Linked DNA regions of Homo sapiens: region 1 is linked to region 2. The links are chromatin loops, found by intact Hi-C in ENCODE. Cell type or tissue: heart left ventricle. All regions are shown on one strand. Links, peaks and the distances in the headings refer to the core of each region. The heading gives the core; the rest is flanking DNA.

Evidence for each region. A loop is a pair of places that touch in the nucleus more often than their neighbours do. Peaks named below come from ENCODE experiments on the same cell type or tissue, not always from the same donor. Only the 100,000 strongest peaks of a DNase experiment are listed, where the experiment ranks them.
Region 1: a loop joins it to region 2, with 14 times the contacts of the local background. A loop is called at or near these places in 48 of 110 quality-filtered maps.

What each region holds. Positions count from the first base shown.
Region 1 is chr16:72,501,041-72,503,964 of GRCh38, forward strand. All of the region lies in intron 6 of LINC01572 (long intergenic non-protein coding RNA 1572), which reads right to left. All of the region lies in intron 1 of LOC124903718 (a long non-coding RNA gene), which reads left to right. Among named protein-coding and RNA genes, the nearest start is that of LINC01572, 160 kb to the right of the region's middle. RefSeq lists an enhancer at 1,253-1,322. In heart left ventricle, for the core only: a CTCF peak has its summit at 1,242 (motif pointing right); no DNase peak of the experiment used is centred there.
Region 2 is chr16:73,195,811-73,198,734 of GRCh38, forward strand. It overlaps a transcript of ZFHX3 not described here. Among named protein-coding and RNA genes, the nearest start is that of ZFHX3-AS3, 36 kb to the right of the region's middle. RefSeq lists an enhancer at 855-1,356. In heart left ventricle, for the core only: a CTCF peak has its summit at 1,149 (motif pointing left); a DNase peak (open chromatin) is centred at 1,140.

The DNA of each region.
Region 1 (2,924 bases), core at 299-2,798, 690 kb before region 2:
TCCAGCTATCTACCATCTGTTTGCAAATCAAAATTACAAAGCAATGTGCTCTTGCTTTTATTTTATTATATAGTAATAGTAGAAATATTGGGTTCTGTACCAAACATAAATGTATGTATTACACATTGGCTACGCAATATTTGACCAAAGGATGATGCAAAAGGCAAAGATAAGGAATGTGGTGCCATTTTAAAGTCTGCATATCCAACTGTATTGGTCATCCTCACCCTTAAGTTGAATGTCTTGTGCTTTTCCATTTGACATTGCCCTAAGGTGATGTTATAGAGCTGGGAAGTTTTATAGCCACGTTGACAGCCAGTCACGCCTTTGTTGCTTGGTGCCTCTACATTTGGAGAAAAGATTCTTGAGAGCCCTAAAATTATTTAATACCAAACTTATAAAGTTTGGTATTTTATAAGTATTTTAATATTAGCCAATTTCTTGGAGATATAGTAATGGCAACTTTGCTAAAACTATCTAGTGATTTCATTAGAAACTACAGCTTTTATCATAATTAGGGTCCGAGCAGAGGTCAACAAAAAATAAGTAAATTGGTAATAGTAAATGCATATTTACTGTTTCATGCTATCTGTGTGAAGAAGTTATCATTTAAAATCTTTTAATACAAGAAAGAGTTACATCCGCTTTGAAGTAGAGGTGGAGGGAATGAAGTTTGTTCAGAAAAAGGCAAGTTTCCAACAAAGGCCACATAGAAGACTCCTTACACATCTGTTAAAGCTAACACGAGACATGAATAGATAAGAACAGCCCTGGAGAAACCTTCATCCTGTACTCTCCGACAGTGGATGGATGAGGTGGATGACATTGCTTCTACAGAGATTGTTTATGGGACATTTTTCCCACTGCTACAAAACACTGGCATATAACCTAATACTGCTGTGTCATGAAAAAAAAGCAGAAGTACAGTGTTGATAATCTAATAACATGAAAACATTAATATTTGCTCTGTTAACTTATTTTCAGGCCCAACCAAGCACCATACTCCTACGTTGATTAAGCATACAGGCCCATTGGCTTTTTATGTAACTAACTACAAATCACTGCTTATTACTAAGAAATAACATTGATATTTCACAAGTTCTAGACACTCTGAGCACATGTAGAATGAAATATCAATTCTTCTAATGAAGCAAATCAAATTTAGTATTGTACACCCAATCTTTGGTATGTTAACACCACCATGGAACTTATGACTGTAATTCACTCCCAGCACTGCCCAGAAGGTGTCACCACAGCCTCATTGGCTTGAAGGACTTGGGGACATGTGGGGGAGTAGAAAGCAAGGGGAGAAAAACAGACACAAAGAAAAAAAAAATCTTCATGCAGACAAAGGAATATAAGACAACTACTAGTTGTAATATAGTGCCAAATACAGAATCACAAACATTCACCCCATGCTAAAACTACAAAATTACTACAGGAGAAAAGTGGGCCTCTACTTGTCAGTGAGAGTAGAAAGTAGGAGATTCATGGAAGGTGTTACTTGAGGTAGTCATTTTGTAGAAAATAAAAAGCAGGTGATAAATAGAAAATATTCATGTACTGAGCCTGGTCCAAGCTTCTTACCTAAAATGGTTTGCCTCCTTATCACATCTAGTTGGATAAGCTGCACTGGGCCACATAAAAGGAAAGATAAAAGAACAGCTGGGAAGAGATGCTATGAAGAATCAAAGAATAGAAAACACAAAGTCTTTTATTGAGAAGCTGCACAAATTAACTCCAAATTACCGCCACAGTCAGACAAGAGGAGGCTTCAAGGCACAAAACTTGTTGCTGCACTCCATCTTGCTTTATTGTGGTGTCTTCACTCATGTAGCTAAAAGCCATCCCCTTTATAGTACTATATCTTTTAATCTCTGCTCTTCCCCCCTGTAGTTTAATTAAAAGACAATGAACCTTTTAAAGTAGTCAAATGGAAAATATAAAATTGCACCATTCTATCAAAGCTTAAGATATTCCTGTTCTCAGAGCATGAGAAGAATTCAAAATAACATACTTTGTATTTTACTACACTTCAGTCCCTCTGTGCCATTTCTTCTTCAGGGCTCTTGATTGGAATAGCTATCTGAACCAGAAACGCAGCTCACCCTCAGAATGATAAACAGAGGCAAAATTAAAAACAAGTAAACAAACTAAAAAAAAAAAAAAAAAAAGTCAAGTTAAATCAATTAGATCTTTGTACCTGATTTTTTATTTTTAAATAATATTATTGTAATTCTGCATTCCTTCTATGTTTAACTGACATAGGCCTAAAGATTAGTAGTGTTTCTTATGTAAGTATTATTTACTCAATATGTTGTCAGTTTTAGGGCATGTGGGCTAAAATAAGAAAAATATAGTAAAATGTTATTGGATGATAAGTAGGCCTGAATGCTCAGCTTTCCGACAACTCCACAGCCTAAATCTATTAGTTTTGGCAAAGGGCACCAAGACAAATTCATGCCGTTTGAAATGTTCCATGGGAGTCTTTAAAAATGAAGGTCTTGTCTACTCTTTATGGACATTAAAATGCTTCATCCCAAGGACCCCTTTATAGCAAATTGCAAGCTGTTCTGTTTTATCTGCTTTGACAGAATGAAGGGCTGAGCTGGCCCTAGAGGGATGGGATACAGAGTCTGAGTAGCTCAAACTTGAGATTTCCAATAAACCATCTCCTACAATTAGAAGAAAGGCACAGAGGAGATTCATTTCAACAGATAGTTCCAGCCCATTTAGAACTACTCTATTCTCCCCTACTTATTTCATCACTAAAAATCTAACAAAAATCATGTCCCTCCAATACTCCACTCCAAACTAGCACCTAAAACTCTAATAACCAGTCTAGTTGAGCTTTGGCATATATACATCCTTCTTATTAGTCTCTTGATTCTGATACTTATTATATTAATTCCCGATTTCTTATA
Region 2 (2,924 bases), core at 154-2,653:
GTGCTAGAGAGAGTGAGGGGCCTGACTGAACAGGTGGGAGAGAAGCGGTGGTTGCAGAAGAGATGGATTTGGGTCAGGCAGTTACACCAATGGTGCAGAGAGGAAAGATAATGTAGCAACCACTAGTTACCATCTTTATACGTGTATATCTTTGTATCTCCCTCATTGCCTAACACACATGCCGTGTACATATTAGGTACTCAGTAAGTTAATGAAACAGAAACAAAGAGAATGTGTAAAACACCAGAAGCTGTAAAATTAATTTTGACTTAGAAGTGTACTTTATCTAGGCTGTGATCTTACCATTATTATCAAGTGCCATCTGTTTCTCTTGAAATAGTTTTTTTTTTTTTTTGGAGGGGGGATGGGTGGGGGTTGGTGCAGTTTAATTGCTCTTCACAGGTCTTCAACTGCTTTAATTAATCCCAAGCTTCAGAAGCTCTACCCCGAATGGGATATCTAGAGCTTCCTCCTTGGGGTGGTGGGGAGGGCCAGATTTTCCTCAAGACTGCAATAGGAGTGCGCAGAAATCATATCACAGTGAGCTTGGGAGCTCCCTGTGGACTTGGGTTAGCAATTTCCCATCCTGATGGCTACGGACTTCGATACAGCCTAGTGACGCCATATTTGTAGATCATAGACAACTGCTTACATTTCTTCTCTGAAAAATAATTCTGAACTGGGGCTTGAAAACATAGAGTTGAGAAACAAAGGACAAGGGAAACATTAATTTTGTGCTTAACACTCAACAGTAGTGTCCATCCTGGCCAGAAAAAAAAAAAAAGTGTTCTCCTGGTTTGAGAGAATCTGGCTTTAGCAGAACATCTGAGTTGGAATCCCATGTAGCTATGGAATGAAAATGTGCCATATTTGAATGACTGGTCTGTCCACTCCTTATAATGACATCTAGCCCAAATAATAGACCCATACGTGTAGGTGGCACTTAAAAAATACCATTCACCAGAAGGAGGTTTTGAGAGGACTCTACCTCACTATTTCAGCCATGCTTGAAATAACTGCAAATGGTCCCATGCCACATGAAAGGCACTAAGTGGCATTCCTTGGATGAGCAGGGAGCCCAGGACTCTTGATGGTAGGCGTTCTGGAGGGCCATGGAGCTGGGACACTGGTATTGACATGGTGACCCCTAGTGTTTCCTGTTGGTAGCACGACTTGGAACACCACCAGCAACCCTGGCCTAAGTAGGGCGTCTTTACCATCTTCTGATGGAAGGAGTTATTGCCCACCATAATTGTTTATGTCTTTAAAACCATCATGTTAAACAATCCCCCCCTTCAACTTTAATGCATTTTTCTGCACAATATCCACTTCTAACCCCTGCTGAATAGAACTGAGTCTTGACACTGTTGTTTTCTTATAATGTGTGGCCTCCTGTCTAAGCATTTCAAAGATCAAGATATATCAATTCATTACTGTGGTTACAATGTCATAAACAATGGATAATGGCATCAATGGATGAATTGTTGGAGGAGGTGGGTATTGCTATATCCACGGCATGAGAGCGTGACTAGGAAGGATTTACTATGAGCACATGAAGTAGAGGACAAGCTAGCAAGGTGGATATGGTGATTGGTCCAAGTACCATGTCTGTTGTCTGTTGTATTTTTCATCTCAGTACCCTGCTCCAGACATTGTAGCAAATGATGAGTAAACATAAAGCAATTGGATTGTATATGCTCATGCAAGGAGGTGAGGAAAGTCAACTAAGCGGATAATTCAAACCACCTAAACCACTTCCCCATGACTTATCTGGATATTTCAGAGAAAAGTATTTTCTTTTTGGGATTTGATCATGTGTATTTCTACTAAACATGATAGATGTCTTCATTTCTAATGTTACATACTATAGGCAGACACAGCCTGAGGGTAAAAAACAATGATTACAACTCATTCATTCATTATCACAAACCTTACTTGACATAGACTAAGTGGGCTGGGAATGGGCTGGCCGTTGGTTCAAATCCCAGTGCTTTTCAGTTTATGGTTATTACCCTGTTTTATTTCAGGTATAAAAGATGCTTCTTGTCAGTGTTCCAAATGTACTTGGGTGTCGGTAAAGAAAAAGAAGATAAGTAGAGTATCTGATTTGGTGGTTTTTTTTTTTTTTTTTTTTTTTTTTTTTTTGAGATGGAGTATTGCTCTGTCGCCAAGGCTGGAGTGCAGTGGCACGATCTCGGCTCACTGCAACCTCTGCCTCCCAGGTTCAAGTGATTCTCCTGCCTCAGCCTCCTGAGTAGCTGGGACTACAGGCGCGTGCTGCCATGACCGGCTAATTTTTTGTATTTTTAGTAGAGGTGGGGTTTCACTGTGTTAGCCAGGATGGTCTCCATCTTCTGACCTAGTGATCCGCCCGCCTCAGGCTCCCAAAGTGTTAAGATTACAGGTGTGAGCCACCATGCCCAGCCCCTTATTTGGTGTTTGAAGAATCATGTCACCGTTATCACAAAGACTGTAAGTCTTTTAACTGCATGAATACCATTGGTTACTTTATTCTCTTCCATGCTGGTATCTTTTTTTTTTTTTTTTTGAAGTTTAACCCCATTGCTGGACATACCAGTGTTATGAAGAAGAAAATAAACTAAAAAATGCTTATTTTATGCAGAAAGGTATAATTCTGATTAATAGTAATAAATCAAAATAAATCGGTAGAATTTCTAAGACTCAAGTGAGAGCTTGGGGTTCTTCTCTAGCTTTCGTTGATTATCGAGAAACAAAGGCCAGAAACTGCATGTAAAACAAAGAGGCACAAAAGGCAAATGTAATCCCATCATTTAGATGAGTTCTTGGGTGACATCTTTGTGGTTTCCTTTTCCTATATCTAGACCTCCAGATTCAGTTGGTGGCTCATCCTCGCTACAGAAACTTCCTTAATATGCCAGAGGGACATGTTGGAAGCGAAGGGC